Regions from separate parts of the Mus musculus genome. Here region 1 is linked to region 2. The links are chromatin loops, found by intact Hi-C in ENCODE. Cell type or tissue: gastrocnemius. All regions are shown on one strand. Links, peaks and the distances in the headings refer to the core of each region. The heading gives the core; the rest is flanking DNA.

What was found. A loop is a pair of places that touch in the nucleus more often than their neighbours do. Peaks named below come from ENCODE experiments on the same cell type or tissue, not always from the same donor. Only the 100,000 strongest peaks of a DNase experiment are listed, where the experiment ranks them.
Region 1: a loop joins it to region 2, with 4 times the contacts of the local background. A loop is called at or near these places in 4 of 42 quality-filtered maps.

The regions. Positions count from the first base shown.
Region 1 is chr1:155,838,548-155,854,484 of GRCm38, reverse strand. It overlaps Cep350 (centrosomal protein 350), which reads left to right. Exons shown (of 38, transcript NM_001039184.1): 38 at 5,758-9,521. The coding sequence ends at 5,922. Among named protein-coding and RNA genes, the nearest start is that of Gm51652, 20 kb to the left of the region's middle. In gastrocnemius, for the core only: no CTCF peak of the experiment used is centred there; a DNase peak (open chromatin) is centred at 10,978.
Region 2 is chr1:155,787,123-155,803,059 of GRCm38, reverse strand. Qsox1 (quiescin Q6 sulfhydryl oxidase 1) reads left to right here. Exons shown (of 12, transcript NM_001024945.1): 3 at 7,664-7,709; 4 at 8,412-8,514; 5 at 10,776-10,866; 6 at 11,934-12,079; 7 at 13,628-13,762. Among named protein-coding and RNA genes, the nearest start is that of Qsox1, 18 kb to the left of the region's middle. In gastrocnemius, for the core only: a CTCF peak has its summit at 10,974; DNase peaks (open chromatin) are centred at 6,102, 7,092, 7,208, 10,945 and 1 more place.

The DNA of each region.
Region 1 (15,937 bases), core at 3,497-11,496, 52 kb before region 2:
TCTGGGAAGTACTTTCAGCATTCCCCACTGTTAAGGCCCCACTCCTTTTATTTTTGGGGGAGTGGTACTTGATATTGCTCCTTTTAAAAGATTTTTATCTACATTATATATGTGTTTTATGTTTAATCCAATGTTTTTAATCACTGTATTAGAATTTTATCTTAGGCTTGCTAGAACTTTGTGTATGTTGAGACTGGATCTTACTATGTGAACCTGACTGGCAATAATCTCATCTCAATCCCCCCACCTCAGCCTCCTGAGTGAACCACTATGCCTAGTCTTTCTGGTTTTTGAATCTGACATTTTTGACAGCTAATTTTTATTTGTGTGTGTTAGGGAGTTGGTTGCTTATCTGTCTGTCCCTCTCAACAGAGTTTCCCCAGGTTAAGCTTGTTCTTACTGTGTACCCCAGGCTGGCCTCAAACTTGTAGCATTCCTCTACCCTTAGTCTTTCTAGTGCTGGGACTCCAGGCCTTCAGCCTCATGGGTGTTTGCATGAGAATGGCCCCCATAATGGGGTTCATATATATTTGCATGCTTGGTAGCATGTTGGTAGACTGGGAGGGTTTGGGATGGGTGGCATTATTGGAGGAGCTATGTCACCCAGGGATGGGCCTTTTTTTTTTAATGGTAAGCCATTTAAATTTTACTTCGATATTTGAAACATAAAGTGCATTATTTTTTTTACTCTACATCTGGTTGGACATGTACCCTTTGACCAACATCGTTTCATTCTTCCTATGTCTGTGATGCAGAAATAAGATCACATATAAAGAAGACCATATTTTTGTCTGTTAGGCCTATTTCACTAGTCTGATTTCTCTAGATTCACTTTTTATACAAATACTACAATTTCCTTTTTTAAGATTGTGGTGTATTCTCATGTATGCACATGTCAGTTTGTCCACCGACATCTTCCATTATTGCTAATGACCTTACTTTTTGAAAGTGCCTCATTGACTTGAACCTAGAGCTCACTTACTGATTGACTACACCGGCTGTCCAGCAAGCTCCCGAGGCCCAGCTGTCTTTACCTCTGCTTGCACTGAGTTACAGGTGTGCAGCTGCGCCCTGCTTTTACTACTGATCCAAATTCAGATCCTTAAGCTTGCACCGCGCCCCCCTTTTCTTTTTTAAAAGCTTGATAACAGTTTACTAGAATTTGAACTCCAGCCCAGGCAGTCTGTAATTCTCACAGTTGCCCAGGAGCTACATGTAGAGAAGAGAAGGGGGAAAGCATGCTGTGCTGTTTGAGATAAGCCTGCATGGAGGTCAGCTCCAGGACTAGAAAGGCAGATAGACACAGCCAAACCTCCTGGCAGCTGACAGGGACCGGGCTAGTGGCTAGGGACGGTAGGAAGGAAGAGAGCACCATCTTCCTTCCTTGGTGCTCCAAGGTGCTCCCTGAGCCAGGTCCGTGACCTGTCCAGCTGAATGAGGAGAGCTGAGGTGTGTCTCCACACAGAGGTAGATTTCAGTTTTACAGTAACATTCCCCAACTCTGAAATGATAACCCTAAAATCATTTAGGAGTGAGCTGACAGTAGGGGATAGATAGATGAAACCCATTGCTGTCATGAAAACCTAGAGATCCAACCCCAAAGCTGTTCATCACAAGGGATAAAGACCTGGCCTAGAGCTTTAGTTCCCAATTCATGTGTAGCTTACAGTCAGGAAGGAGAGGAGAAACCAGCATCCCTTCCAAGGCCATTTCTAGAACTGCTGCCTTCTGTGTCCCTGCCCTGAGTTGCCTGTCCAGTGTTGCTGACTCCTCCAAAGTAGCCATAACTGCCATCTCAGAAGTGATAAATAAATCTGGCTTCTGCTGCGTCAGAGTCATCAAATATGGTAGTAGCTGAAGCACCCATTCAGTAGGCCTGTCTACGGGGCCCCAAAAGTGTATCAATAGTGCTATTAGTATTACAGCCAGGCATAGATAAAAATGTGAAGGAGAAGTAAAGGCAAGAGTTATCAGCAACAAGAAGCCCTATGCAGGGAACCAGGAGAGGCCAGGACAGGAGTTACAGTTTAACTGTTGAAGTAAAAGCCATTTGAATCTCTTGATGGGCTCCCCTCCTCATCCTCCCTTCCCCTCTGGCCTCTATGGCTAGACTCAAAGAGATAAGCCCAGGATTTGTTTTCAGGCACTTTGATAGTTGTTAGAGTGACTAGAATCACAGTATGAAGACCCCACTGGGTCATCCCACCCCCAATCCTATCTATATTCCAAGCCCTTAATCTTGTGAAATTTGGCCATCATCCCAGGTTATCACATTTGTTGGTTCCTTCTTTGTAAATATCTACTATGTTTCCTAGGTTTGTACTATCTGCAATTGATATGCCTACCTCCATCTAAGTCATTGTTTGAAAAACAAGAACTGAGCTTGGCATGGTACTCATGTGCCTATAATCCCAACATGCAGAAAGCTAAGGCAGGAGGATTTCCATGAGTTTGAATCCTACCAGGACTACAAAGTGACACCCATCTCAAAAAAAACCCAAACCACGAGTTCTGCAGTCACTAAAAAGAGCTGTATCCCAGACAATGACCAAGTACCTTCTCTACACTGTGCTAAGCACTGGAGAGTAAATTACAGCGCAAAGTTCTCTGGGCTCACAGCCTAGTGACAGACAGATGCACAGAGTACAGTTGATGGTGGGAGGGCATGGGAGCAGAACGAAAGCACAAAGGCTCCAACAGGTCGGAGGCAGGAAGTCCTTCCAGGAGTCAGACAGCATATGACCTGATTGCCAGCTTGTTCACAAGGATGTCATGAAGACCCTGACCACATTCTCTTCGCATTTCCCTGCTGTACCTTTTCCCTTTCGTACTCTCCCCACTTTGAGAAATCTTCTTGCAGTCTTGGGTATATAGGTATATGAACCAAAAACTTACTGATACTAAGTAAAAGATTTTCAAGCATTTCCTGTGTGTGTAGCTATAAATTTAACATAGATTAAGACACATCTGCATGCTACTGAAGTGGGTGTGCTTGTTTATTCACATAGAGAATCAAATCTTGGCTGCTATCTTATATTGTGGGACATAGAGCATCTGCAGCATTTCTCAGAGTTGATTGATACTTTGAGTTCATAGCTCTCAATGCTAAGAGCACTACTTTGCATAAACTCATAGTGCAGAATGGCAGAAGTATATTTTGAACCACCTCAGAAATTGTTGGAAATTCTGTTCTAATTTAAAGCCAAAATTCATTTAATGATTTTTTTATATGATACTCAAGTCAACAACTCAAACAGCACTTTTAAAAATCAAACATAATATAGTCCAAAGAGTTGATACTTACATGCTAAGGAGTTAACAGTTGAAAACACTAAAGTTCTGTTTCCCTTTATCCTGTTTTCTATAAGATCAGAAAACACTAATTCATAACATACAATAGTCTCCATCTAAATTGAGGTGTTTGGGACACCTTTTGATTGTATAACAGGCATAGTGTCACACAGTGCAAAGTGCACATGTTGTATGTTCTGAACCAAGACCATACAGTCATGTAAGACATGTAATACCAGAAACACCTCTGAGCCATTATGTGTTTGATTTTTGATCACTGCACATTCAGAAGTCTTACAGTGTGTGTTTGTGTGCACGCACATGAATGTCTAGTCTATGTTTACCCAGTTTGTGCATGTGGGGGGGTCACTGTTTGACTTTTATTTTTAATCTAATGGATTTGTTTAAGTACTTTACACAAAGACACACATCTCTGGATGGGTGTGTGTATAGTAGACTCTGAAGACTAGAAGGAAATAAAAGGCAGATCTATAGCTGTCATTGTAGTACCATGGTGGGCTTTGATCTGAGAGTTAGACAAAAAGGAAGTGTGTTGGTTCCAAGACAGAAAAGATTCCCAATCTGTGGTGCTGGGGATTGAACCTGGGACTTTGTGGCATGCCAAGCCTGTGCTGTGCTGCTGGGCTCCACTCAGCCCCACACAGTCTGCTGTCCTCTGGGGAAAAAGCAATAGTTACTGTTGGCAAGGTCTTAAGGAACAGCGCTTCTGCAGTCATTAAAACCTTGACGATTGCCAGGCGTAGTGGCACACACCTTTAATCCCAGCACTTGGGAGGCAGAGGTAGTTGGATTTCTGAGTTCGAGGCCAGCCTGGTCTACAGAGTGAGTTCTAGGACAGCCAGGGCTACACATAGAAACCCTGTCTCAAAACAAAAACAAAAACAACAACAAAACCTTGACGTTTATTTGAGGGAGAATCCACATTATCCACATTACACTGGAGACATGACAAATACTGTCATGAGTTATTTCTACTGTAAGTATAAAAAATATTTCATAGGACAGAATTCTCAAAACTTTTGTTTTTGACAAAGAAATATTTAACAGATTTCATATTAAAGACTGAGACCTTCTTTACAAAAAGGGGAAGTGTGTAACTTAGACTGAGAAGGTGAAGTCTCTTACGCAGACGTACTTGTTAGATTTCTAAGCAAGGTATTTCCCCAGTACACACAGCATTAGGTTGGCCTTCATACCAGTTCCTTGGTAGGGTAGATCCATTTCTTATATATTAAATGAATTCTGTGGCCTAGTAAACACAGGAACCTGGGTTAAACTAGTTTGAGGATAGACTCTCTTTAGTATGCTGTTCATTGTATTCACTGAGGAATTCCCTTAAGTTTATTTGGTTATAGAGCCCTCTTCAATAGAGCCATCCATTTCACAGCTGCAGATTGGTGAACAGATATTTGTAAGACCTGTGAGCTTTCCTCCAAAGAGAAAGAGTAATGTCATTGCCTTTTGGTGTGTCAGGCCCAACACAGAGAGGTGTGCACATGGAACACACGTGTTGCTCTGCCTTCTCTCCTCCTCCAGGTGCTGTGGCCTCTGCAAGTCATGTCGCTCCTTCATAAGGGAGGTAGAGGACTAACTAGTTCCCCATTTCACCTACCCTGCCTCTCCCAAGATGACACCCATGTCAGGACAAATCAGGAACTTTCCCTTGGTTTTTCTGTCATTAGACTTGTAGTTAACGATCCTGGAAATGCAGCTAGTTTTGATGAGTTTGCAACTTAGGGCTCCTTCTACCTGATCTCCATCCCAGTCATTTCCTACTGCACTTGTAAGAGCCAATGTTTGTGGTCTTGGAGTATAGTTATTTAAAATTATAGCAAGGAAAGCTAAAACAATAAGCAAGCAGTAAGCGTGGAGGCGTTGTTTCTAACTTGATTAGTTTTCATTTACCTAGGAATTCCAAAAGTTCAAAAATGCAAAAAAGAAAATAATTTTAACAGTAATTTAAAAATAAACTTGAGCATTTGTAAAAAATATTATTTTGTTTTGAGAGGCAGCCTATGTAGTCTTTGCTAACCTTGAACTTGTAATTCTCCTGCTTCAGCCTCCCAAGTGCTAGAGTCACAGGAGGTATGCGCCAGCCACCATTGCTAGCTGTCACTGAGTTCCAGTACTCTAGGATGATATGGTACTTCTGTTGGATGAGTAGAGTTTTCCTTTGCAGGGCTCCATCTAAACTTGCTGCTTCTCTTTCCTGTAAGCTCCTGTGTGCACTCACTCGTGTTAACACAGACATGGGTTATAATCAGTCTATCTCTCTTATCTACAAAATGCTGGAATACCAGCATGTTCAAATGGAGCTATTTTAGTTTCGATGCTAATTTTAAAGGTGTATTGACATGATTTCTTTGGGACACATTGTACATGGGAGGTGTAAGTTCCTAGCTCTTGGGTGACAGGCTTGCTAACGTATTGCCTTCTAACATCCAGGTCCAGGAGCTGCACGAGGAGGAGGCACAGTGGGTGAACTATGATGAGGATGAGTTGTGTGTGAAGATGCAGCTGGCTGATGGGATCTTTGAGACCTTGATCAAAGATACTATTGATGTTCTCAATCAGATCAGTGAAAAGCAGGGGAGAATGCTACTTGTGTGACATCTTGCAAATAAATCGAACACTGAGTGCTAACATGAGTCCTGGGCCTTTCTGCCTTCTGATATACACCCCATCTCCACCATAGCAAGAATGCTTCTGGACCTTGAACCTGTTCTTATGGACTGCTGGTTTGGAGTTCATGGGACAATGTGGTATATCTGGTATTACAGCCTTTGCCTTTACAGACTGTCCACTGGATTACGTGGTTTTTTCCCGTGGGCAGGGCTATACTCTGATGCTGAGACTTGGTATCACCTCATTAGCACCCATACCTACTAGGTCTCAGATGAGGGCTGAGAACACCAGACTGACCTCTGAGCTTAGACAAAGCTTGAGTGTCCTCATGAGACTTGCGTCTCCGCAGGAAAGAGAGGTACATAGATTCTTCTTTTAACTTTCAAAACATAATCCTGGTCTATACAATGAAACTCACAAATGGACATGCTAGTCTCTGAACAGTATTAAACCCATAACCACTTTAAAATAGGCAAACGCAAGATTGTCTGCCTATTTTACATTCTGGAGTTTATTTCTTCTTGAAGACCATTTTCTTCCATTCTTGAAGTTAAGCAGCACCAAGTGGATGTCAGAAATAAGTGGGAGCTTTGCTTTGGGCACCACCTAAAAACTATAACCCATTGCACTGTGTTTAATTTTCCTGTCTGGGCAGAACCCAGTGAAGACGAGGCTCCAGGACTGCTGCGGGCTGTTCCTCCGCCCTGGTCCCACCCCTGCTCTCTCCTCATCTGTCCTAACCTCTACCAGCTGCTCTCAGAATCGTAGATACTCAGGACCATCTCAGGCATCCAGGCATGGCAAAAGTGGAAAGACCTCATTTTGGCCTTCAAACGTTGACTTCCCATCTCTCCCGCAGAAGTCAGTGCTGTTACTTGAATGAGTTAGAAAATGAGTGGCGCACCAAAGACAAGAAGATCCTGTCCAGAGTCTGCCTGCTTGTTTGGCTCTGTGGAATATTTTTAATTTATTTTAAGGTAAATTATTAAGTTGAAAATGTGTGTCCCTATTGAGAAGTGAAAGATTCTCATCATTGTAAACCTCCGTCTCGAAGCTTCTACAGTTTAATCTTCGCACAGGAAAGCTGCAGTTTTAATAAATCTATACACACACTGAAGAAGTCAGTTCAGTTCATCAAAAAGACAACAGACGTTTACACCGTCACCCGGGCAGCAGGACAGGACAGGACTCGAAAGACTAAAGTTTATCCTGCCTTTCTTGCAGCATTGCATCTTACAACCATTACCTGCATCTGAGGAACATCTCCAGACTCCAGCTGCTACCTTTGAGCACCTGGTGCTCTCCTGGGCCCTTAGCACCTGCCTTCTTGACTGGTTTCTCTTCATCAGTCCTGTCCTTCCTAATCCCAGGGAATGAGGATGATCTGAGGCGTGTGTGTAAATGCCTTAACCCTAACAGTCGCGGCTAGAACAGCATGGTAAGACATCCGCTGGGGTCACACTTACAGACACCCTGGACATTATGGCTTCAAAACACATTAGAAAACCCAAAGACAGCGTAACCCTTAAGTATGCACGTTTGTTCTTTTCTGCATCTTCCTTCCCTACTTGCCATTGCATCTCTGATGTCTCACTCTGCACACGTCACTCCTCTTGCGTTTCATCCTGTCATTACACAACATTTGCTGAAACCATCATTGGATATTTGCATTTTGCACAGTGACTGGTGTGCTAGCTCTTGACAATAAGAAAGCACTGAACTGTTCCAATTGGGTCTCCTGAATGCTCAGGTGGGTGTCTCATCAGCATCTCTTCTGTGCTTTTGCTGTTGAGCTGTCGTCTTTAGCCATAATGAGCAGGTTGACGAAGAGAAGAAAGGTTTCTCGAGGTTCTTAGTAGTGTGGAAATAGTTTTCATGTGGCCAATGAAAGCAAAGATAGTTCTCCTCAGTTTGTGTTCCTTAGGAGACAGGAGACATCTGTGTCCATCCCTTGACTGTTTGTAGGATCATATTGTCTTTATGAAACTGAACTTTACAGCTGCTATAAGTTTTTTTATAAATGAAAATCAAATTATAATAGGAATATAGGTTGTTTTCCATGTCTTCATTATTTGGACCTGAGGTTAATTTTTTAATAAGACAGTGTATCTTTTACTCTCTACATTATCATGCCAGAAAAGGAAAAACTTACTGCTGTAAGTCCATAGGCTCAGCGACCTGGACAGTGCCGAGATCGTGGCAGTGGCCGTCCTAACCTCCGCTAGCTGTCTTCACTATCCAAGAACCCTGCATTCCAGATGCGAGGCGGGAGTAAGCCAGTCTCCTCCTTTGCTAGCAATTACAGCTCCAGTTTGGTAGCAAAAACAAGTGAGTCTATAGAGTTAACAGGTTTCTTCCTATTTTAACTATTTGGATCTAACTGGGTGGGTTTACTGTTAGGGTCAGGAATGATGGATGTGGCTGCCCAGCCACTCACTCGGTCCACACTGGGGTCTTTTTAATGAAGCTCTGCCTCATAACCAAGAACCTAAGAATGCCCTCTTCCTAACTTTGCCCCTCCCCTACACCCGCGCCCTCCTGTCTGTCTGCATTGATTCCTCTAAACGATCTTTGCATCTGCAGTAATACCTTTTAGTATAGCACTGTCAGTACCTGGTAGTAAACCACCATGGAGGCTTCAGATTGACATCTGAGTCCAAACAATTTGTGCTATCCAGGGCAGTTAACTCTGGGTTAAACTAGTACAGGGTATCGATTCCCTCTTCAGGTCTAAACAGGAATTTTTACTCTAGGGAAAAGTGGAAAGAGCTCAAAAGTAGTTTATAAGGAAGGTGACTTCCTTCTGTGACTACAGGTCTCTGAGAAATTGTCTTTCAAAAGAGATTGCATTGCTCATAAGAGTGTTGTGGCCTATTGATAAAAACAATTTTGTTCACTTTCTTGTCTTGAAAAAAAAGTGGCCTTAGCTTTTTGCAATACTTGAATAAAGTGTGTACTTGCAAAAGAATTTCTGTAGCACAGCATTAGAGACTCATAACTTTTCTGCAAGAAATTCAAACTTACATCTTCCTTTTACTACCTTAAGAATACTAGTGAATAAAACATTAATTCAAAGAGCAAGTGATAGAAACTACAATGCCGTTTAATGCAAATTGTAGGAATTTACATGTTTACAAATCATCTTAAACTGGTTGTGCAGCAATTCAATAAAATCTTTGTATTATAAAAATGTGAAGAAAGTGTAAACCGGTGTAAAGGAAGCACCGTTGTTGTAACTAAGCTGTGGAAAAGCTTTTCCTTCTGGACTTTGCAACGCCTTCTTGGTTACACATTGCAAAGCATTCTCTAGGGGGCTCAGCCTCCTCGTGTGTACTGTACTGTGCAGACATGAAAAATAAACCCGTTTACTGTGTGTGTGTAAATAGCCTGATCATCAGGCCATCTTCAGCCAATAGTCACCCCCTGCAGCCCTTAGACGTCTGCACAGAAGCCCTAGGGTGTGGTTTGTAAGTACGCTCTGTAAAATAACTGGGATGAAGTCCCATGTATACCCATGTACATAGATTTGTTAACTAAAATGTACTTTAAGATGAAATCTGTAAATAAATTGATTTATAAATTAATTCCATGTCCGGTGTAAATTTTTCTACTCATGAGCCAAGTTTAGAGTTCTTCTGAAATTGAATTGTTTCTGATTTCTTGTTTTAGCTCAGGCACTCGTTCTTAGAGTAAGGGAGCTGGTGTGTAAGGTCTTAGAGTAAGGAGCTGGTGTGTAAGGTCTGTGGACCCTGCACACAGGTCCCAGCACAGGAAGCTAAGCATCCTGGTCTCTTGACAGCCCGTCCATTCCTCAGGTAATCAGCGAGTCACCTGTTCTTAGCAGTGCTTAGTGCTGGGAGACAGCAGAGGTGTGGAGCGTAAAGTCTAATGAAGGAGCATCATCAAAAAACAGTTTTTTTGAAAACCAGTGCCTGTTAAGCTGTCAAAGGCTGTAAAAGACGCATGCTCGGGGAGGGAGTGTGTTAAAATGGTGGGGCTGAGTCAGGAGAGGATTTCCCGGTAAATCTTAACTTGATCTCACTGTGTGGTCAAGCTGACCTCAGACTTTGAATACATACAACCCTCTTATTTGAGCTTCCTCTTTAGATAGGATTCAAACCTGCCAGGGTATCTGGCTCTTATGTTTTTCTTGGACATTGATGGGCTTCCTCCAACTCATGGGAAATGCCATTTCTCCCACATGACTCGTCTTACTCAACCTTGCAAAATAGCACATAAAGTTACACATAATGAAGTGGGCCGCTGTGAAGGGTGTAATTTATGTCTGGAAATAAGAGCTTGGGGGGAATGGAGCCAGATACAGAGAGAATCAAAGAATCCCCACAGTGAATTATGTGGCACCATGCGGAAGGGCCCACCATCCTCTCTGACATTCAGCTGTCCTGACGGCTAAGTCTGCTGTATCTTTAGCCCCTTGCCTCACTAAGGAATCCTCAGAAAACCATAGGCCCCAATGGTACCAGATAACAGTCAACTCACTAAAAATAACAACAAAGTCTGCATACCTACTATGTGCCAGATAATGTGCCTGGTGACAAGAACATGCTGGCTGGGGTTTGGGGCGGGGTGGGGAAGGGCGAGGCTGAGCTGCTATAACTTTGAATTGGGACATGGAGCATTGTCAGTGAACAGCCAAGAATGGTGAAGCGGCCACAGAAAGAAACTCCAGAAGAGTTCAGAAATCACATGCTAGGTGCTCAGAAAAGTGGGCAAGGTAGAGAGATTAAATTTCTTTTCACAGGTGGCTGGGCTGTGTGGCTAAGATCAGTAGGCAGATAAGAGCCTGCCAGTGTATGATTCAAGGTCACCCAAAATAAACAGGATACGCCAAGCTTAAGTGACACTGTTCTCTTACAGCCAGAGGAGAAGCCGAGTTCTAGATCCAGCCCCTGCAATTTCTCAGCCACCCCAACTCCATGACCAGCAGATCTATAATGCAGCTAGCTCTGATGAGACCAGCTGCCAGCATCCTGCCCCGGCTGCCCTAGGAAGACTTTCTCTTCATCTCTCCCCATTACTGTGAAAGACGAAGATCTGGGGGCATGCCAAGAGTCAGACACCAGAGCCTGAGCGGAAGTGTACCACTGAGTCTAAAGCAGGGAGCCAATCCCCTAGCACAGGCTGTAGAAAGAGGCATTTGGGTCCAAGGCCTGTTCTCAGCATAATTCCCACAGGTAGGGGGACTGCTTGTGACTAAAGCCTAGCCCTCATTGAAAGAGCGCACAGCATAGCACAGTACAGCATAGCACAGCACAGCACAGCACATACCACAAAATAATAAGCTCCAAACGTGGAGGATAGGGCTTGCTTAGCCTCCTCTCTCTGGATGATGCAGCTTGGAGCCAGGGCCTCCCTCTCATTTTGAGACCACCTATCAGGAAAACCAGATCAGGAAGATGAGACCCTCCCTAGAGAGTGACATTCATTTAACTAAGGCATGTGTCTGGAATAAGCCAGGGTTCTTGTTCTTGTTGGTTGGTTTGGTTTTCGAGGCAGGGTTTCTCAGTGGATCCCTGGCTGTCCTGGAGTGCATAACAGAGATCTGCCTCTGCCTTCGCCCCCGCCCCTGCCCCCGCCCCTGCCCCACCTTGCTCTGCCAGTGGACAACTGAGGAGGAATCTGCTGTCCCTCACTACCTTGACTAGATAGTTCAGGGAACTTCTAAGTCATTGTGTAGAGACAATGCCTTAGAGTGGGAGTGTGGAGTGAGTGGGACTTCTGGAGTGACAAATCCTTCCTTCAGCTGTGCTAGTTCCTCCCAGGGTGTTGCCACAATAATAGGTGAGATGTTCCCACAGCCCTCCGTGAGCTTCCCAGGAGACACTCTTGCCTATGACTTCCTTAGAGACCACTGCCTCTGGTGCTTGACCCAAACCTTCTAATTCCAAAAAGGTGAAAGAAGAATTCATATCTTGACTGAACTTGGCATATCCTAGAATGTCACCCATCACACTGAGGTATTAAGGATCTTTGGTGTGACTGAGAAGTCCCAATATCCCATAGTTCTATCCAACTTTCTGCCATGAGGTTCATGACAGGAAGGTCCTGAAAACAGAAATGCCACAGGTATGGGGTGAAAAGACCTGATCCCAACTGTGAAGGAAATATGTTGAAAAGAGTAGAGAGGTGGTAAGTGATTGAGAGTCTGTAAAAGTAATTTATTTGCCTGATGGAATTTTCATCTCCAAGGCTTGCTGCCTCCATTTGCTGACCTAGGCCTACTCCTGGAAGCTTCTTGTCTCTGTACAAAATGATCTAGGCATACAGTATTTTCAGCCTCTGAGACTTAGAGCTGAAGAAGCTCACCCTTTCTAGCTCTTTCTGAACTCTGGCTGCCTGGTCAACTCAGCTGTTCTGGCTAAAAGCTCTCCAAACTGATTGACTCAACTTGGCTTCTTCTCAGCCTCTTGTTGGATTTCAGACCCAGGACAAGGAAGGGCTGAGGTGAGGATTTAACCAAAGTGGATCTGGTCTCCAGGTTCTCCCAGCATCCCTCAGTCTCTACCTGTGACAAGGTTATAGCTGGCATATCTCACCCTCTACCCTGAACTTTCCAGCCCAGAGGCTGGGCCTCCCTTCTCTGAAAAGCCCCTATATAATCCATAATCCAGACATTTTGGTCTCCCTCTTCTCTCTCTCCCCTCCTCTGCATTTTCTCTCTCCCTGAGTGCACAAAAGCATACTTTCTTTCCCACTCCCCTCTGTTTACCCCCCCCCCATGGTGACTTTCCTGGCTAGATTCCTTGGGACCAGTGAATTTGCCCAAGAGTTGCTTCCCAATAAACATGCCTTTACATATTTTAACCTGGCTTGAATTGATTTACCAGCAGAGAATAACTTATCACCTCTGACTGAATTGCTCTGCTTGGCCTGAAACTAACTCTGACAATCTTTAGCTCCTTCTCATTCTCTGACTGAGTCTGGCTTTGCCTGTGTCTAGCTTGTTCTCTCTTTAACCTGTCTCTGTAAAACCCTCCTGGCAAAGCTGCCTCCTTCCTGTCCACCTCTGCTGCTTCCTTTTATGTTGCCTCTTTCCTCTCTGTTCTGAGAAGGGCAGATCCTATTCTGGCAAATCTTTCTCTGATTCATCACTTTTTCTGTCACTCAATTAGACATCACTTTCAAACATGGGTGCTTCCTTCTACAAACTAACTTTACCTTTATTGTTTGGAACTAAGGGTATGTACTAAGGGTGTGTTTATATTCCAACCAGAGGGATTAAAGATGTGTGCTTAGGGCTGAGCCACACCACAACTAGAAACAGTTTTTGTTGGTTTTTTTTTTTTCAGTTAATAACACAATCTCAGGGTATACAATGTGATCAAATATCCTGCAATAGGATTCCACAAGGCAGCATAACACTTCTAGCTGCTTACCATTCCCCTCTAAGTTCGGGCTTCTCTAACATCTTTAACCTAGTGATTTTTGCTCCAAGCATGGGACAGTGTTTAATGTTCAGATGGCTTTTGTTAGGCAGGGTTTTCATTGTGTTTGTGTACTTATTAGGTTCTCCAATCTTTTCATCTCACCACACCGCTTATCTGGGACAAACTGCAGAAGATTCGTTTTATGTGACAAGATCCTGTTGACTGTGCTATTGCTTGGACCATGACTGTGGTGTCTTGCTCAGATTGAAATGGTTTGTTTTTGTTTTTTGTTTTTTGTTTTTTTGTATCTGAGCATATGACTAAAGGAGTTTTTGAAGCCATGATGACATCTCTGGGTCTGCATAACATAGATCGGTGAGCTTACATTTGCATTATGTGTCCACTGAGGTGAGGCACCTGTGACCAGCAGTCCCATGTTATTGTCACTTGAAGTTTCACATGAAAAAAATGGCCATGACCTGCTTGATATAGCTTACTTTGCCATGTTGTATGTCCAGAGCATGCTGGCAATTTCATACAGTTGTGTTGTGTCTAGGACTTCACTGATTTGTTTTTGGTTGGTTTGTTTGTTTGCTTGCTTGCTTGCTTGTTAGATTAGCTTTTCAACTGCAATATTTCATTAAGTTTTTTTTTAAACCCACTTGTCTTTTTCTTTTTTTTTTTTTTAAGTTTATTTTTATTTGTGTGGAGAGGTAGTGGTGGCGGCCAGAAGTCCCTGAGGCTGGAATTATTGGTAGTTCTATGCCACCAGCACCACCACCCACACACACCAGATGCTGGGAACCAATTCCAGTCCTCTGCAAGAGCAGCAAGCACTCTCAATTGTGGGGCCATCTCTCTCGCCCCTTCAGTTCCACTTTTTAAAAATGTATTTTTTTTATCGTGTGAGTGTATGGTGTAGGGGAGAGACACACATGCCGCAGTGTGCATTTGGTAGTCAGAGGACAACTTTGTGGAATCATTGCTCACCTTCCATTTTTACATAAGTTCCATGAATGTACCTTAGTCCTCTGGACTTACACAGCAAACACCTTTATCCGCTAAGCCATCTCACTACCCTGTCTCTTCTCTAATGGCTCTTTACTATAGACACTAATGTGAGTGATTAATATACCTGCCAAGGAAAAGGCCAATATATTATTCATAGTCATCCAAGACAGACAACACATGGGGCAGGGAGGGCAGGGAGGGAGGATGATGGCATGATTAAAGTAGCACCACGTTTACTTAAGCAGAGAAGAGGCCATGCACTAGATAGAGTCCTTTGCAATGCCTTGGTCCTCCAGGGCCAGCAGATCCACTCTGCAGCTAATGTGGGCAATATGGCCACAGTGCCCCACTCAGGTTGCAGTGGAAGAGTTTCTCCTTGGCCCTACTCCAGCAGAAAGCCGGTGGCATGCTTGGAGCCATTGGCACGCGTGTATAAGTAGAACATGGAGTCCCACTGACCTTAGGTAGGAAGAGATATACTCTCATGAGATTAGTAGCCCAGCATGTGCTGTGGGACCTTTAGAAAGAATGTTACCGGTCCAAGGCCCATTCTAATATTCCCATGCATGGGCAGGAAGCCCAACATGATTGCCTTTCCCACAAGGACAAAAGTAGAGGAGCTGAGGGAAGTTTGGAAATTTAGGCTTCTTAAACCTCTTTCTACTTGTAACACCTTTTTGTTTTTTGTTTTTGTTTTGTTTTGTTTTGTTTTGTTTTTAATGAAACTCAAGTCAGCAACTCAAATAGCAAGTTTTATTTTTTTTTATTATTTTATATGTATGGATATTTTCCTACACATATTTCTGTGTACCACATGCATGCCTGGTGCATGAGGCATCAGATCCCCAGGAACTGGCATTAACAAAGAGTTATAAGTTATAAGTTTCTATGTGGAGGCTGGGAAAAGAACCTGGGTCCTCTGGAAGAAACTACCTCTCCAGCAATTTCTTTAAATTAAGCATTCTAAAACAATCCATAGAAATACTTGATACTTGTGATACTTGTATGCTCTGGAGTAGCACTATTAGGAGGTGTGGTCTTGTTGGAGTAGGTGTGCCACTGTGGGTGTGGGCCTTAATATCCTCGTCCAAGCTTCCTGGAAGTGAATATTCTGCTAGCAGCCTTCAGATGAAGATGTAGAACTCTCAGCTCCTCCTGCACCATGCCTGCCGAATGCTGCCATGTTTCCGCCTTGATGATACTAGACTGAACCTCTGAACCTCTGAACCTGTAAGCCAGCCCCAATTAAATTTTAAGACTTGCCTTGGTCATGGTGTCTGTTCACAGCAGTAAAACCCTTGCTCAGACAATACTTATACACTGAGGGGTGCTAATCAGAAGTCTTTTCTTCTATAACTTGTCTATCTTAAAGATAGACAAACGGGACACTGGGAATCTTCCCGTGAACCTGGATGAGCAACTAGATGACTAAGGGTGGATGGAGGGATTGGGCCCCGGAAATATTAGGAAAACTGCTTCTATAAGAGCAAAGGTTTTATAAATGTGTAACGCTTCAATCCATAACAGACAACAGTCTCACATCTGAGTGAGCATGTCTCAAGCAGTGTTCACTGGTATCCTGTGGTGTAACAGCATGTGCA
Region 2 (15,937 bases), core at 3,744-11,743:
AGGACACCAACAATTTTTAAAAATCATTTACTTATTTATTTTAATTTTATGTGCGTTGGTGCTTTGCCTGCGTGTAGGTCTGTATGAAGGTGTCAGTTCCCCTGAAACTGGAGTTACAGACATCTATGAACTTCCGTGTGGGTGCTGGGAATTGAACCCAGGTCCTCTGGAAGAGCAGCTTTTAACCAGTGAACCATCTCTCTAGCACCTCCATTTAAATGACTGAACAATTGCCATGGTTCTCAAGAGCCCTACACAGCCCAGAATAATACATTTGTAGCTGTTAAGGTAGGGCTCAGCCTCTCCCACCATCTAGTATCTAGATAAGCAGTTTGTCTACAGCCATTAGAGCTCTGAAGGCTGAAAGGCCAAGTGTTATCCCTGGAACAAGATATCTCTGAGCTCAGGGACCTCCAGTTTCAGTCAGATCCATGAGCTGGAACTCAGCCTGACCACTCAGCAGTTTCATCTCCAGGAGTACTAACCTATGGAGACCCCCCCCCCCACACACACACACACACTGGACTCAGAGGCTCCCCATCCCAGAGGGGTCGCTTCCTAAATAGTCACCCAGGCCCTAAGACCAGGTTGGTTTGGGGAACAGTGTGGCACATCATCCAGGGAGGCTCTTACCAGCCACCTCTTTTTTTTTTTTTTAAGATTTATTTATTTTTATATGTAAGTACACTGTAGCTGTCTTCAGACACTCCAGAAGAGGGAGTCAGATCTCGTTACGGATGGTTGTGAGCCACCATGTGGTTGCTGGGATTTGAACTCTGGACCTTCGGAAGAGCAGTTGGGTGCTCTTACCCACTGAGCCATCTCTCCAGCCCATCAGCCACCTCTTTAAATAGAAAATCTCCCTGGCAAGGACACTGCTTGTCCTCAGCCCCAAGACAGGTAATAGTAATTCCGTGAGAGTGCTCTGTCTTTGTGCAGAGCCAGAGTGGGCAGTGCTAAGTGGGAAAGCTGTGGGGACGCCAGGGTGGCAGCAAGAGCCATCCTCCATAGGCTCGCAGTTTCCTCTCTCTTGAGTCCTCAACACTGTCTAACCCACAGGGAGAGCATTCAGGACATGCAGTCAGGGCTTTGTAGGGCTGACACAGGGAGCTTTCTGTTCAGCCAGGGAGGAGCCAGGCACCTGGGTGTGAGGAGGAAGCCCAGATGGTTGCAGGTCTGGAGGCTCCTCAGCACCTGCCTAAGTCACGAAGTACACGCAGCCTGGATGCCTCAAGTGATTAATCACCTTACCTGCCCAGCCTGGCAGGAACCTCACCCGGTCCGTCGCGCTGGCTTTCCCCTGTTTCCAGACAGGTAACACCTGGCTGGGCCAGTTCAGTAGACAAATGTCCATTTCCTAAGCTCTGTCTGGTCTCCCTTGGCAAGGCTTCCCATGGCTTCCCCGAGGGGCCTACTGCTTAGTTCTATCTGTGGCCAAATGGTTCAGGCTGTCGGTAAGCCTCTGCTCTTAGACTCTAAAAGACTCTAGGCAGTACCTTTGAAATGATTTCTTCCTGTGGCTTGCAATAAGACATATATATATTACATTGTGATCCCGAATTTGGTGTATGTTAACTATTGCTAAAGCAAAAGTTAATATTTTCTGTTAGGGTAAAAAAAAAAAAAAAAAAAAAAAAAATACTGGCTGTCATTTACTACATTGACCACTAGGTTGCTTATAGAGTGTTTTAAAACAGTACTCACACATATTTCAGGTCTCCAAAGTCTTGCTCATGAAAGCCTAAAGTGCCTGTAGACACCTTGGCCAGGCACCCTAAAAAGCAGAGCAGATTTGAAAAGTCAGCCAGCTAGCCAGATGGCCCCACTGGCTGGCTGCCTGCGCCCTGTAGGGACCAGGGCCTGTCTTTGCTCCCTACCCGTGAGGCTGGGAGAGAGAGCCCTAGGTGAGGACCAATGTTGGGTAGGGATCCTCACATGTAGAGAGTTTTGCTGGTATGATGGGGACATACCCACACAAATTTGGCCACCACAGTAAGTGACATGTGTCACTGTCCTTTTTCTCTGCCTTCAGCACCTTGCCACTATGCGCATGTGTTAAACTTCCACTAGCCCAGCCAGTTTAGAAAATACCTAGTCCTGAAGGTGGGGATCCTGCTCCATCAGGTCCCCACTAGGCTGGGGCAGAATGCCTTTGGGAGTTGAGTTGGTAGTAGGTTTTGGCTGAACAAACCCTAGGCCAGAGCAGTCCCCTCATCATGTGGGGAAAGCCTATTTAGTGAGAATTACATGGAAAAGTACAGCAGAGAGTCTTCTCTCTGAGATGACTATTGATGTCTATTGATAAGATTGCCATGTACGAAGAAAGGTCCTACCTGTGGGAGTGCCCGGGCACTGGCATTGGGGTGTGTGTGGGGGGGTAGATGTTAGTTCTCCTCTTGTTCCCTGATCTAATGGCAGTTTCTGTGTGGAGGGTACATCCTAGGAATACTCTGAAATAGCATCTGTTGATGGGTCTGTCACCTGGGTGCACAGGGCTGTGTTCCCAACTGGGGGAAAGGCTAGGAACAACTGGCACAGGATACAGATGGACATCTGGTTGGGAGGCAGGGAGCAAATGCTGGAGGAATTGGCCTCTCTTCCTGAAGTCTTCACCTGCTCATCAAAGAGGACCTCCTGTGGGAGGGGGCTCCAGATGTGTGTAAGGAAGGGTGGAGTCTGACTAGGACAGAGGAGCATGGGCAGGAAGGTGAGAGCTAGGGCTTATTGTGAGTTGAACTATGTGGTGTGGCGTGTGGTATGGTGTTCAGGTTCATGTTGAAGGCAAGGTGAGGCAAGGGAGTAGGAGCCCAGGAATGGCAGGTCCTTGGAAGCCAGGCACACTTGTAGAGTGCAGAGCCTGGGCTGTCACTCTGTAAGCTCCTACTGGAACGCTGTAGCTCGAGGGTGAGTTCTCAGGACGAGAGAGACAACTTAGGTGTCTCCTTTCTCTGAGAAGTGGACATGGGCTCCCCTCTCCATTGTCACCCGCTGGCTTCCAGACACCTTTTACACTGATCTTTCCTAGCACGGAGATTAAGTAACTAAGGCTGTCACTCTTTGTGAGCTCATTATGAAATGCTTGAAGACCTGATTGTGTTTCTGAGAACTTGTCCTATACACTTGGCTCCAGGGCCACCACCAGTCACTACTGGGACTTGTGCTTTTGGTTCCCGGTGTCTTGCCTTGTGCTAACAGTAGTCCTGTTGTGGAAAGACCAGAGCCTCACAGGAGCAGCTCCACAGTCAGGGGAGGCAGAGGCTCCTTCCTGGGTCTTGTTTTATGGTGACGGATTAAAAAGACAGCAGCAGGCTGGAGAGATGCCTCAATGACTTAAGAGCCTTGTTAGCTCCTGCAGAGGACCCAGGTTCAGTTCTCAGCACCTTCATGGTGGCCTAAAAAGCATCCTGAACCCCAGGGGCTCCATTGCCCTCCTCTGACCTCTGCAAGCACCAGACACAGGCATGGTATATATGCACGCATGTGGGTAAAATACATATACACATAAAATAAGGAGAGAGAGAGAGAGAGAGAGAGAGAGAGAGAGAGAATGCTAATGAATGAACTGCTGCCTGCTCTCAGAGAAAAGACTCAGTCCTGGATGCTTTGTTGATTTTTCTCAAGGGTAATTGACCTCAGATGGCACACACCTCCATGGCTGACTTAACGAGAATACATTTTCCTGAGGACAGAAATGTGCCCTGACTAGATTTCCACTTGAGCCTTCAAGATGATGAAAGGGCTATCATTGCTGGATTGGACACAGGTCTGCTAAGCAGCTGAGTGTGCTAGACACCATCGATACCAGGCACAGGGGGGCTTGCAGCAATGTATAAGCTGTGAGTACTGCCTAAGTCAGTCAGGTGGGTGGTTGTCTTAGTCACTGCTCTATTGTCGTAAAGAGACACCATGACGAAGGCAGCTCTTATAAGAGAAAGCATTTAGTTGGGGGCTTGCTTACAGTTTTAAAGGGTTAGCCCATTATCATCACTGGGGAACATGGTGCCATGTAGGTAGGCATGATGCTGGAAAGTAGTTGTGAGCTACATCCTGATCTGCAGACAGAGAAAGAGAGTGGGGCAGGCAAGCAGACAGACAGACACTGGGCCTGATTTGGGCTTTTGAAACTTCAAAGCCCACCCCCAGTGGCATACTTTCTCCAAAAAAGGCCATACCTGTTCCAACAAAACCACACCTCCTAATCCTTCTCAAACAGTGCCACTCTCTGGTGCCTAGGCATTCAAACATAGGAGCCTATGGGGCCTTCTTATTCAAACCACCATGGTGGTTACTGCATGGAAAGTCCAGGTTGAAGTTCACTGTAGTAGGAGTGTGTGGAATGGTGGCAGGTCAGTTTGGGTTCAGATCTTGAAAGGAAGGCCTTGAATGTATTGAGTTAGGATCTTGCTCACCCTTCATGCAGAGCTGAAGAAGACTCCCATAGTTATGCCTTGGGGAAGGAAACATAGTGGCAAGACAGTTGAAGAACAGATTGAGAGAATAGTATTTCTTTTATTTTCATTTAGTGTGTGTGTATGTGTGTATTTGTGTGTGTGTGTATGTGTATTTGTGTGTGTGTATGTGTGTGTGTGTATGTATTTGGAGGATAGAGGAACTTTCAAGAGTCAGTTCTCTCCATCTACCGTCTAGGACCTCGGGATTAAATTCGGGCTTTCACATTGGCAGCAGGCTCCTTTGCCTGTTGAGCCACCTCCCTCCCCAGCTGAGAACTGACATTCCTGACCCATGAAGAGAAAGCAAACAGGAGCTACTGTAATAGAGCAGGGCCTCAGTTTTCTCCTGTTGGCCCTGGGCTGTTGGAGAGTTATCCCCAATGCAGAGTTGCAGAACTTGCCAGGTAACTGGATGAGGGTTGTAGCTAAGGGCAATGCCAGTGTGGGCAGCAGGGAGGAGGACTGGTTGCTGGGTGAGGTAAGGCACAGGTGCAGGCAGAGGTTGAAGGAGGGCTCACTCAGCATTGGTGTGTAGGCACGGGGCCTTCACACCTCCGTGGAGCTTAGCAGATGGAACCAGAAGTCTAGGACAGGTAAGTACGAGAGACACAAGGCTCAGATAGTAAATGTGTTGGACAAAGTGAATGACTTGGTAACAGAGAGCAGTAGGTTTATTCTTGATTCATTCATTCATTCATTCATTCATTCATTTGAAAGTATAAACGGAGCCCTTTCCTCCTGATGGTGCCTGTAAGGGCACCTTAAACACAGAATGATCTGCTCTGATGTGGAGCAGCAGGAGAGCCTAAGAGCAGCAGATGGAAATTAATGGCAGTGGCACAGAATGAAGTCAGGACAAGGGCTAACAGTAGCTGAGAAGGGCTGGTCTGTGCAGCAAAGTAGGGAGGGTGGCTACACAGAAAAGAAAAGAGAGTTTCAAGAATATGTGTATGAAAACAAGATAAAAGCCATGGAGAAAGGTGGAAAGCAGCCAGCAGCTACTGCCAAGAGCAGGAGAAGCACCAGAGAGACAACTTGGGACAGCTAGAGAGAATCGCCACTCGGTTCTGCCGGATGATTTTAGCTGAGCGGTGGGCTCAGAGGCAGGGCAGAGATGTCTGGGGAGCAGAAGAGACATTTGTCAGTGCAGGGGAACAGGAAGTGCAGAGACTGAAGAAAGGAGGTCTCTCTAGGCCTGCCCTTCCTCCCTTTTGTCTTTCAGTTTACGGATCTCTCTGTAGCCTAGAAAAGGGGCTGGTAGAAAAAACATTTAACGAGAAAGTTATTAATTGGTAGGAAAAAAACTCCAAAGTCCACGAGATATGGGAGCCACATTCTCAGAGGGTGATACCATCCCAGAAGGAAGCTGGAAGCGTCTGAACACCGAGAAGGTTGATAATGGCCCAGAACTCCTTTAGCTGTGCAGTCTGTGGGCGGGGCTCTTGAGTGACTCTTGAGTTTCAGTGATAGATTAGAGCTTTGAAATTTAGGCTCAAGGAGATGCTTTTTGTTGGGAGGAGACCAGCACCTTTTAAGACAAAGGGCTTGGGTCAGCTGATGAAGGAGAGGCACCATGTTGTTCTCCGTAGCTCTGAGAAAGGCACACCACCAAAGGCTGGTCCACGGTGTGAGAGGTGTAGCAGTGAGCTGAAGTCTGTCCTCCCTGTACAGAGTGAGCACAGCAGCTGTCACATGCTGAGCAGACCACCCTGCCTCTGAGCAGCAGCGTCTGTCCATAAAGATTCTTAGAAACCCGTGTCCTCATTTCATGTCACAATTCAGGAAATTTGTCATCATTTTACAAGTATTAGAATAATAATTTTACTAGGTCCGGATTTGTTCAGTAACTATCAAGGACATGGGCACATTGTGACATATGTAAATGAGCTGCTTTTATTCATGAATAAAGTATTGCATTTGTATTTTGAAAAAAGAGTGGAGTAGAGAGCAGGAGGAAGGCAGTGAGGTCATAGGAAGCAGCCAATCACAGGAAGGGATGGTTGGCCACTGTGGTCTGTTTCTCATGTGAATTTTCCCTTCCTGTCTACACACATATGGAACAGACCAGTCCTAGCTGGTCAGTATTTCATGGTGCTGAAGGGGTGTGTATAGGAGGGAGTGATAGTGATGGAATTGACATTTAATGAGTCAGTTTTTATATGTACTGGCTCCTGTACCTTAATTACTCTCAGTTTTTGATTATTGAGTCGTATAACAGTTCTAGGCTGGTAGTACCACTTTATATATGATATCATTATATATATAATTTTATATCTCGTTTAAAAGATTAGAATACTGAGGTTTAGAGAAGCAGAAAGATTTCAAAGGTTACAACAAAAACATCAAAGCCAGGTCTTGAAACCAGTTCTGCCAGACCCTATAGCCTTGACCTAATCAGCTGCTTGGGATAAAGCTGAGGCCTTGCAGTTGGAGATAGAGGAGTAAACTTGCAAAAAAAGTGTTCCTGCTAGCAAAAAGAAGAAGCCTTCAGGCTCTTCTGCAGATAGCTTGTCTCCCAGGACAACCAACATTCTCTCTCAGGATAGGAGGCCATAAGTAAGAGGCCTGCAGCTATCTTGCCCCTTGGCCAGAAGCCCAGGTTGTTACCCAGTGTTCCTTCTCACCTCTCACCCCAATGACACACTAGGCCTAGGATGTCACACACTTGGGAAAGAGTACATCGTGATGTCGAAAGAGGCTGATGTGTGCGACAAGTCCTGGTTTTGTAGGCTTGAGTCTACCGCTCAGTAGGACCTGTCCTGGATCCTTGACCCTTGGCTGAGTGCCATGATGGGTGGGCAGCGAGTTCTCACTGAGAAGATACCAGTCTCAGAACCTCTATCCAGGAAATAGAACAAGGGCAGATCGGCACACGGGCAGCCAACACTGGCCGAGGAGTCACTTCCTTCTTCAGATGGTCTGCATGGAGACCACCAGTGACTTCACTGTTCGCTTTAACGGCTTCCAGGAACTACGTGCAGAGGCCAGCTTTTGTGGAGTTGGTCTCTAGTTACATTCCTGAGCTGCTGCCTTCAGGTTCTAAGGGTGCGTTAAGCATTGGCAAAGAATTGAATGTCAGGACACTAGAGAAGCATCGCAGAACAAAGCCTCCCTGAAGTCCATCACAGGGGAATAAAGTGAGGCGCAAAAGAGAAGTCGTCCCTAAGCAGCTCAAGTGCCACCTCTGACCGCTCACCCTTGTCTGTTCTCAGTTTTTTCAGGCCTTTACCAAGAACGGTTCTGGAGCGACACTGCCAGGTGGGTGCTCTAACTCCGGCTGTTGTGTTGGCATGGCCAGCATCCTCTCCAGCTCTTCTGCCTTTACCCAGGTTCCCACAGGGTGAAGCAGGGTCTCCAAGTGAAGTCTGTTTGGGTTTTCCCATATGTCTTCTCAGAGAGCCTGGCAGAAAAGCCAGGAAAGCCCATTGAGCAGCCCTTCAGATGTGCCCCATCCAAAGTCCTAGGTCTGAGAGTGGGGCACCACATTCCCAGAACAGCTGTTATGTCAAAACGAGGTTGAGTTCAAAGAACAAACCCGTGGCCAGTTCTGAGGGAGACCTCTCTGCCCTCAGCATCCTTGACCCTTGGCTGTGTGCCGTGATGGGCTGGGATTTCTCCCTGAGGACTCCAGCCTCAGAGCCCCTTTTCCAGGAAGAGGAGCGAGGGCATATCAGCACATGGAAAGCTAACATTGGCCAAGGAGTCACTTTCGTCTCCAGAGAATGAAAGCCACGAGTGGCTTTTCACTGATGCTCACTAAACAGCGGTCAGTAGCTGTGTGCAGGGATGGGCCTCCCGCTAGTCTTCAAGCCATGGAGCCCTCACCTCACCACTTCTCAGGAGAGGGCTGGCATGTGCTTTCTCTTGGAATTGGTGTGAGGACCCTTGTTTGTGACTGAAACTGGCAAGGGTGCTGGGGTCTGATCTGTCCTGATACCCTCTTCCTGTTTTCGTTTATAGGTGCTGGCGCTAATGTGCAGACTCTGCGTATGAGGCTCATCGATGCTCTGGAGTCCCACCGTGACACATGGCCCCCAGCCTGTCCACCTCTGGAACCTGCCAAGTATTTTGGGTTGGGGCAGGCTTAGTGTGGCATGAGGCTCAAGCATGGAGAAGGCGTTGGGAACCACAGGGCAGAGGACCCACATTGATTCTTCCTGTGGGGTAGATACCCCAGTGTGCCAGACATACCTTAGAGCAGCCACAAGCGACTCCTTTCTGCTTCAGGTGTCGAGGAGCCATGTCTCTTAGGAGCTGGCTGAGGGTCGAAGGGCCTGACCTTCTGGATGGAAGGAAAGTATGTGAGGGGCTTCTCCAGAGCGTGCTTGCTGCTGCTTCCTCTGACTGCCCTCAGGAGGGTTTGTGGGTGTAGGAGGTTTTTCTCTGGCCTAGTCCAGGGGAGGCCACTGACAGATGAGAGGGCAGAAGAGATTGATACCACCAGGAAGAAAAGGCTAGGATGTTCAGAAGAGTAAAAGCCCTGCTTGGAAACTGATTCTGGACAACTGGTCAACCTGTGTTAATCAGCTTCACAGCGACTCCTTTATTATCTTTCCAAATTCCTTATCTTCCTAGAGAGCCTCACAGAGGGAGACCCTGGGCCAAGCATACACTCCTAATGTAGGCCAGGGTTCTACAACCGACTTTCTCTCTGGTGGTTATTGGTTTCCTTTTTTCTCTGCTGTAACAAATACCTGAGAAACAATTTAGAGAAAGAAAGGTTTGTTTGCTCTCATTACTTTAGAGGTTTCGACCCAAATTTGGCAGGACCAATCAGTTGGGATCTGAGATTATACAGACTATCATGGCAGCCAGAGCATATGACAGAGGCTGCTCACTTCAAAAAGTAGAGAGAGTTCAGGACAGTACAGACCCCAGGGACATGTACCCCATTGTATACTTACTCCAGCTAGGGCCCACCCGATTTGGCCATTGACTAGGAATCCATAAGCTGGGTAGTCTGATTAAAAGTCAGACCCCTCGTGAGCCAGTCATCTCTCAATGGCTAAAGCCTTCAGCGCATGAGCCTTTTGTGGGGACAGTTCCTGTCCAAGCTATAATGTCATCCATCTAGGATGAGCTTGTAAGCCTGGACCCTGGTGCTTTTCTCCCTGCATTTCCTCCTGGCTATGTTTCTCTCTCTCAGCTCTCTCTCTCTCTCTCTCTCTCTCTCTCTCTCTCTCTCTCTCTCACACACACACACACACACACACACACACACTATAGTGTGTCTTCAGCCCTGGGGACCTTAAAAGAAACAAAGTGGCCACATTTGTCAACCTGTCTCTAAGTGATCCTTTTGATGCCCCTTAGGAAGAATATAGGCAGACACACGTGCTGAAACTTAAGCTGCCTCTTCCAGAAGGCTGAGGACTTGCTCCTCTGCCAGCCTAGGGTAGGTATGAGGATGTGGCCAGAGAGACTGGCCACCTAATGCCACCCAAGAGGCTGATGTTAGGTAGCTACAGAACCTCTTTTATCCATCAAAGGCTCGCCCTAATCCCCACTTGTCTGTCATATCTACCCATACTGCCACCAGGCTGGGTTCTGGCATTGACCTAATGCCACCCTTTCTCTTTGGAGGCATTTGCTACATGTCTTGGGTTAAGTGTGGGGAAGTGAGCCACCAGGTTGAGGATAAGAGGAAGATGCAGACTCCCCAACCTGTGTGCCTTCTCAGCTGTCCTCCTTAACATTCTGGGAGAGACACAGTTTTCACTGAGTATTTAAAACAATCTGTAGGTTAGTTCTCTGGTTAAGAGATAGGATTTGCCTTCTTAATCATTTCTACCTAAGAAAACTGGGCCTCACTCTCCCTCACCTCGAGCTAAAAGGTTCCTGCACCCAGGACTCTAGTTCACTTCTTCCCTTTTTGTTCCTGTTCTGAGAGGAACATGCAGCTCTCCCACTGGTCATGGCTTGCCGTGGATCGGGGCTTGCACTTGATAGGTTCTAATCACCAGTCTCTTAGGGAACCAGTAAGCCTGGGCCTTCCCCAGAACATGGAGACAGCTGGGCTGAAAGCAACCCTCCCCACCACTTCTCTTCCCCAGCCTGCCTCCCATTTACCCCTGACTCGTAAAAGGGACAGAAAGAAAAATATAAAACAGTAAACCCAAGGTGGGTTGAATAAAGCAGCGTGAGGTAGCATGAGTCGCATCCTCTGAGACCTAAGGGTTTACTTTCCTTCCATTGGTGGGCTGGCAGAGGGAGGCCACAGGGTTATGGGAGACATGCTACACTGGAAGTGATGCATCGCTGGGAGGAGTCTTACCTCATTTCCACAGGCTATGGAGAGCAAGTGGCCCCATTTATCTCTTGCAGGCTGAATGATATCGACGGATTCTTTACAAGAAATAAAGCAGATTACCTGGCCCTGGTCTTTGAAAGGGAAGACTCCTACCTGGGTAGAGAGGTGAGCTGCCCCAGCGTTCCTGACTCTCAGAAGAGACCCCGGGAGAGAGCCTGGTTCAGACCAGTGCAGGCAACTAATCCCTGTACATTTATTAGCCAGGCTCTGCCTGACCCCTGGTGGGACACAGGGGAAGTGGGACAAAGTGGAAGTTCCTTTCCACTTTAAACGTTGGTATCTGCTCTTACCTCTCTCTCTCTCTGAAACTAAAAAGTAATACCTGCTATTTACTGAGTCTAGGACTAGATACCAACACATTGCTGCTAATCTCTAAACTTAAGAGAGCAGTGTAAAATGTCTAGGATCACACAGCTATTAATGTAGAACAGTGCTGTCTGACTCAAAACCTGTGTTGTTTTTTTACTGCCCTAACTTCATAGAATTGGGGTTTAAAAAAAAAATGAGGGAAGCAGACACATGAGAACTAGCCTGGTCCCTTGTGAGGAAGCTGGATCCCTGACCAACAGTGAAGGCTGCACTTCTCCATCAGTTTAAAGAGCGTCTTAGGTCTGAGCCTTATTTCTAGCTATTGGATAGAAGTAGTTATGCTTATTCATATTAGAATTGTCACTAATTTACTTAAAAAGCTGGATCAGGGCTGGAGAGATGGCTCAGCGGTTAAGAGCACTGGCTGCTCTTCCAGGGGTTCTGAGTTCAATTCCCAGCAACCACATGGCAGCTCACTCCTATCTATAATGGGGTCTGATGCCCTTTGTAGCATGTAGACATACATGTAGAAGGGGCACTCATACACAAAAAACACACATAAATACATACAAAACAAAAAGAATGAAAACAAAACCACATTTGGCCATGTTTTACCATATTCAGGTGGCACTCGAATAGGACACACAAAGTGTGTGGTCTGAACAGTTTCAAGGCCCCTTGCCTCAGTATTTGGTAGTTGTAACCTGAGGGTTGTGTCAACTTTGTCACAGCGGTCTGCTCTTCGAGGTTTCAAGTCTAGATAGAACATAGCTGCTACCTGGTGCCTACCCAGCCCCAGGCTAGTACTCAGGTTCCTTCTGCCCACTGGGTAAGCCCCATCCACACCCTACTGTCTTCTACAGGTAACTCTGGACCTGTCCCAGTACCATGCTGTGGCAGTGCGCAGGGTCTTGAATACAGAGAGTGACCTGGTGAACAAGTTTGGCGTCACTGACTTCCCATCTTGTTACCTGCTGCTTCGGAATGGCTCTGTCTCCCGAGTGCCTGTGTGAGTGTGACGTCCCTGCCCAGTCACTCTTCCTGCCAGAGAGGTCACTAGAAAGAGCAGGCAGGTAGGAGAAGCAGATGTGTGAGTCAAGACCTCCGACCTTGCAGCTCAGGATTCCTGCCTCGGCCGGCCCTGAGCTCCGAAGCCATCTACACCATGCCATGACCATGTTATCCCACACCTCTGTGCACAGAGCCATGTGTTGGTGGGGTGCTGGCCTGGCGAGGACTCAGATGTGCTGGACCTTCCCTCCCTCTGCTTTTCTAATTGCAGAAAAGTTCATTAGGAGCCAGACAATAGTCTGCTCCAAAATGTCAGGAGAAAACAATGAAGCAGCCTCAGCTGCTGTCAGCGGCCTGCTGCTGAATGGCCTGTTAAATGGCACCAGCTGGTGCCTTGGTACCCTCCCTCCCTCCTCAGGCAGATGATTGATGTCAGCCTGGCCCTGCTGGCAGAAATTTGGGGGGCCAAGGAAATCGAGGCTACCGTAGGTACCCAGAAATCTACTTCTTGGGGCTGTTAGTACCGCCCTACACTGAGGCTGGGCTAGGCAGCCCCCTCGCCCTTTCCCTGTCCTGGTCCACCAGTGCTCCTGAGGCCGGCCAGCCAGAGTCAGGAAACATGATGTTCACAAGGCCTGGAAGGCAAGACCCCAGGCAAGCCCAGAGAGTGCCAGTCCTAGAGAAAGAAGAGGCATTGTTTCCCTGGCTTGGAGTTGCTGGAGGGGAAAATTGTTTGTGACGATGCTGCTCCTGAGCCATCTGCTCACTGATAGACACTGAGCCCGGATGGCAGAGCAGGGAAACCATGCTTCCTGACGCTGGCTCCCATGGGACGTCCTGTCACTGATGCTTATCTTGGCTAGACCTTTTGGAGGAGATAGCTCCTGCCTTCAAGACTCCTGTATTAGGAAAGAGAAATCAGGAGTGTTTGGGCAAACCTGGTTCTCTGTTGTTATTATGTCTAAAATCATACATCAGCTCTTTGACTTCCATGGGAAGTAATGTCAACTTGTGATGTCACCTGCTGATGTTACCTTGTGATGTCTTGGAACAAGCTTGTGGGAGGGTGGCTGTCTTGAGACCAGTCACACCCAGCCATTCCTGTCATGGGCAGAAGCTGGTGGTCTTTGTTTGGTTGTTTTTCTCTGTGGTGCTGGGGACCCTGGGCTTGCACAGCTAGGTAGCAGCTCTTTTGAATGCATCCCCAGTTCTCTGTAGCAAAATGGATGGTGTTCCCAGTGGCTACCTGCCTCAGTCTCTGTAGACCGTGGCCTTGCCTGGAGCCAGAAGGCACACTGAGTAATTCTCAGGCCCAGTTGTTTTTCCAGATAGGGGTTCCGTATCTGGTGGAAAAGAGGGTTTCTATACCATGGACAGTGAATGGACAAGTGAGGCCCAAGGAGCCAAAGACAAGATGAGACCAACTTGAAATGTTTCTTACGGCACCTTTCTGTGGGAGGAGCCACCTATTTCCCCTGCTGACATTGGTTAGCTATGTGATTTTTTTTTTCTTTGTCCTTAGCACTTCCATTTTCTTTCTTTACAGGCTGGTGGAGTCCAGGTCTTTCTATACATCCTATCTTCGGGGGCTACCTGGACTGACCAGGGATGCTCCCCCAACCACAGCCACCCCAGTCACTGCTGATAAGATAGCACCCACAGTGTGGAAGTTTGCAGACCGGTAAGGCCACCTGGTTCTCCTCATACATTTCCTTCATGAATACTGCCTTACTCATCTCTGTTCCTGTCACAGGATAGCCTATCTCTGTTCCTGTCATAGGATAGCCTACCTGTGTCCCTTCAAGTCTGGCCTTGGGGTTTGTTTGTTTCATTTTGTTATCTCTGTGTTGCCGGGAACCCAACCCAGGACTTGAACGCCCTAGGCAGACGCTCTCGGAGACCATCTCGATGAGTAGCACACTGATACACACTGGTCCTTAGGGATCCCTAACTGCTGACCGTGCTCAAAAATCTTGATGTGGGCTCTCCCATCTTTGTGCCAGGACCCCAGTGCCGAATGTGTGTTTACCAAACAGCATTCCACGTTGTCCTTTATAATAGAAGGAGTGCTGGCTAGCGTCCATGTTATATAAAGCTTAACTTTACTCAAAAAGCAAGTAGAAGCTAGCCGTGGTTCTGCACACTTGTATGCCAGCACTTGGGAGGCCCCAGCAGCAAGACTGTGAATTCCAGGCCAGTCTCGGCTTCGTGGTGAGAGAGCAAGGGAGAATGAGAGAAAGGGAAAGAGAGTTGGGGGAATGGCAAGTAGAGTCCACGTGGAGGATCACTGAGGAGGTTCTACACTAACTTCTGCCCTAAGCATTGTTTCTTCAGTGCCAGGCACGTCCTAGGCACCATGGGTTCAGATCTGTCAAATGGGGTGTGAGACCTGAGGGCTGGCAGCCGTGCACATTAGCTCTGAGAGCAAGACAAGCTGCTGCCCTTGATGCCCCCGCGCCCTCTGCTGTCCCAGTTCCCAGCCTTAGAGTCTTTCACTCCCACAGAGGGCCAGCTTCTCTAGAGCTGTGTGTGTGTGTGTGTAGTGTGTACACATGCGTGTGCGCGTGCACTGTTTTCCCACCCCTAGAGATTTTTGCTTAGAGCAGAAAGAAGCTCAACACCTTTGCATAAGGGTAATGTAGGCAGTTGCTGAGCTAACCGTGATGGTTGCCTTAGCTGATCCTACAGGACTGATGTGGTCTCTGATTATACCCTTTATGGTCCCTCGAAGCATCCCGCCTAGGAAGTCACACAGTTTCATCTGAATGCCTGGTCAGGGAGCTCACTCTGTTTTTGGGTGGTCCTTGTCACTGTGCACAGTTACAGGTGTGGAAGAACCACGTGTTATGAGGCTCTGGGCTTTGCTTTCCTAGTAAGCATCCTGATGCCCTGCATGGGGATGGAGCTATAGACCTCTTGCTTCAGTACCCAGCTCCACACTAAGCAAAGATGTCTGACCAGGCAGCTTAGTACTGACTCTCTAAGTGGGGGATGTTCAGACAGCTGGGAGAAAGCCACTTTTTAAAAATGTACATTTGTATTATTTACACATATATCTGTACTGTGGCCACAAGAGGTCATCAGATCCCTTGGAGCTGGAGTTACAGGTTATGAACCACCTGGGTGGTGCTGGGAACTGAAGCCAGGTCCTCTGAAAGAACAGCAGGTGTTCAGCTCTCTCTTTAGCCCTAGGAAGCCACTTTTTGAGGCAGAACATGGGGACAGTGAGGTAAACTGAGGCTCAGGGACACCACAGTGGAGACTTGGCTGAGAATGAAGAAGTGCGAGTGCTCACTGGTCATCTTGTCAGTTGGCCCTGTTGGCTTTGTCCCATCAAGAGGAGAATGATTGGTCAGCTTTACAGGTGAGGAACCCAGGGGCTAGGAAGTACCTAAGCTCAAAAAACCTAGCCAGGAGCCAGAGGGGAGTGAGTAGCTGGCATTCAGCGCTGTTCCCAGCAGTACCTGAGCTGCCCCCGTGGAAGCATGGTGGGCAAGGATGGGACAGCTGGCTGGAGAGGTGCTAGACCTCACAGGGTCTAGCAGCAAGGTGCATATGAGCCCTGAAAGAGCTAGGCAATGTGTTTCCTCACCCATCTCTCCACCATCCCAGTGCCTGGCCTCGGTGGGCAACTAACCTCTTGGCCTTCCACGTTCACAGAGAGCCTAGCTTTCCCAGAGCCTTGTGTGTGGGCACCGATGCTCTGTGTGTCTGCCCCAAGGGTCTTTGTTCAGAACACACTGAGCCTGATTGGTGAGTTACAGGAGGAGCTGGCTCTGGGCCTGGAGAGAAGGCCCCACCCACCTGTAGCAAGCTGGTTTCTCTGTTTTCAGTCAGTCCTCCTAGCAACCTACCT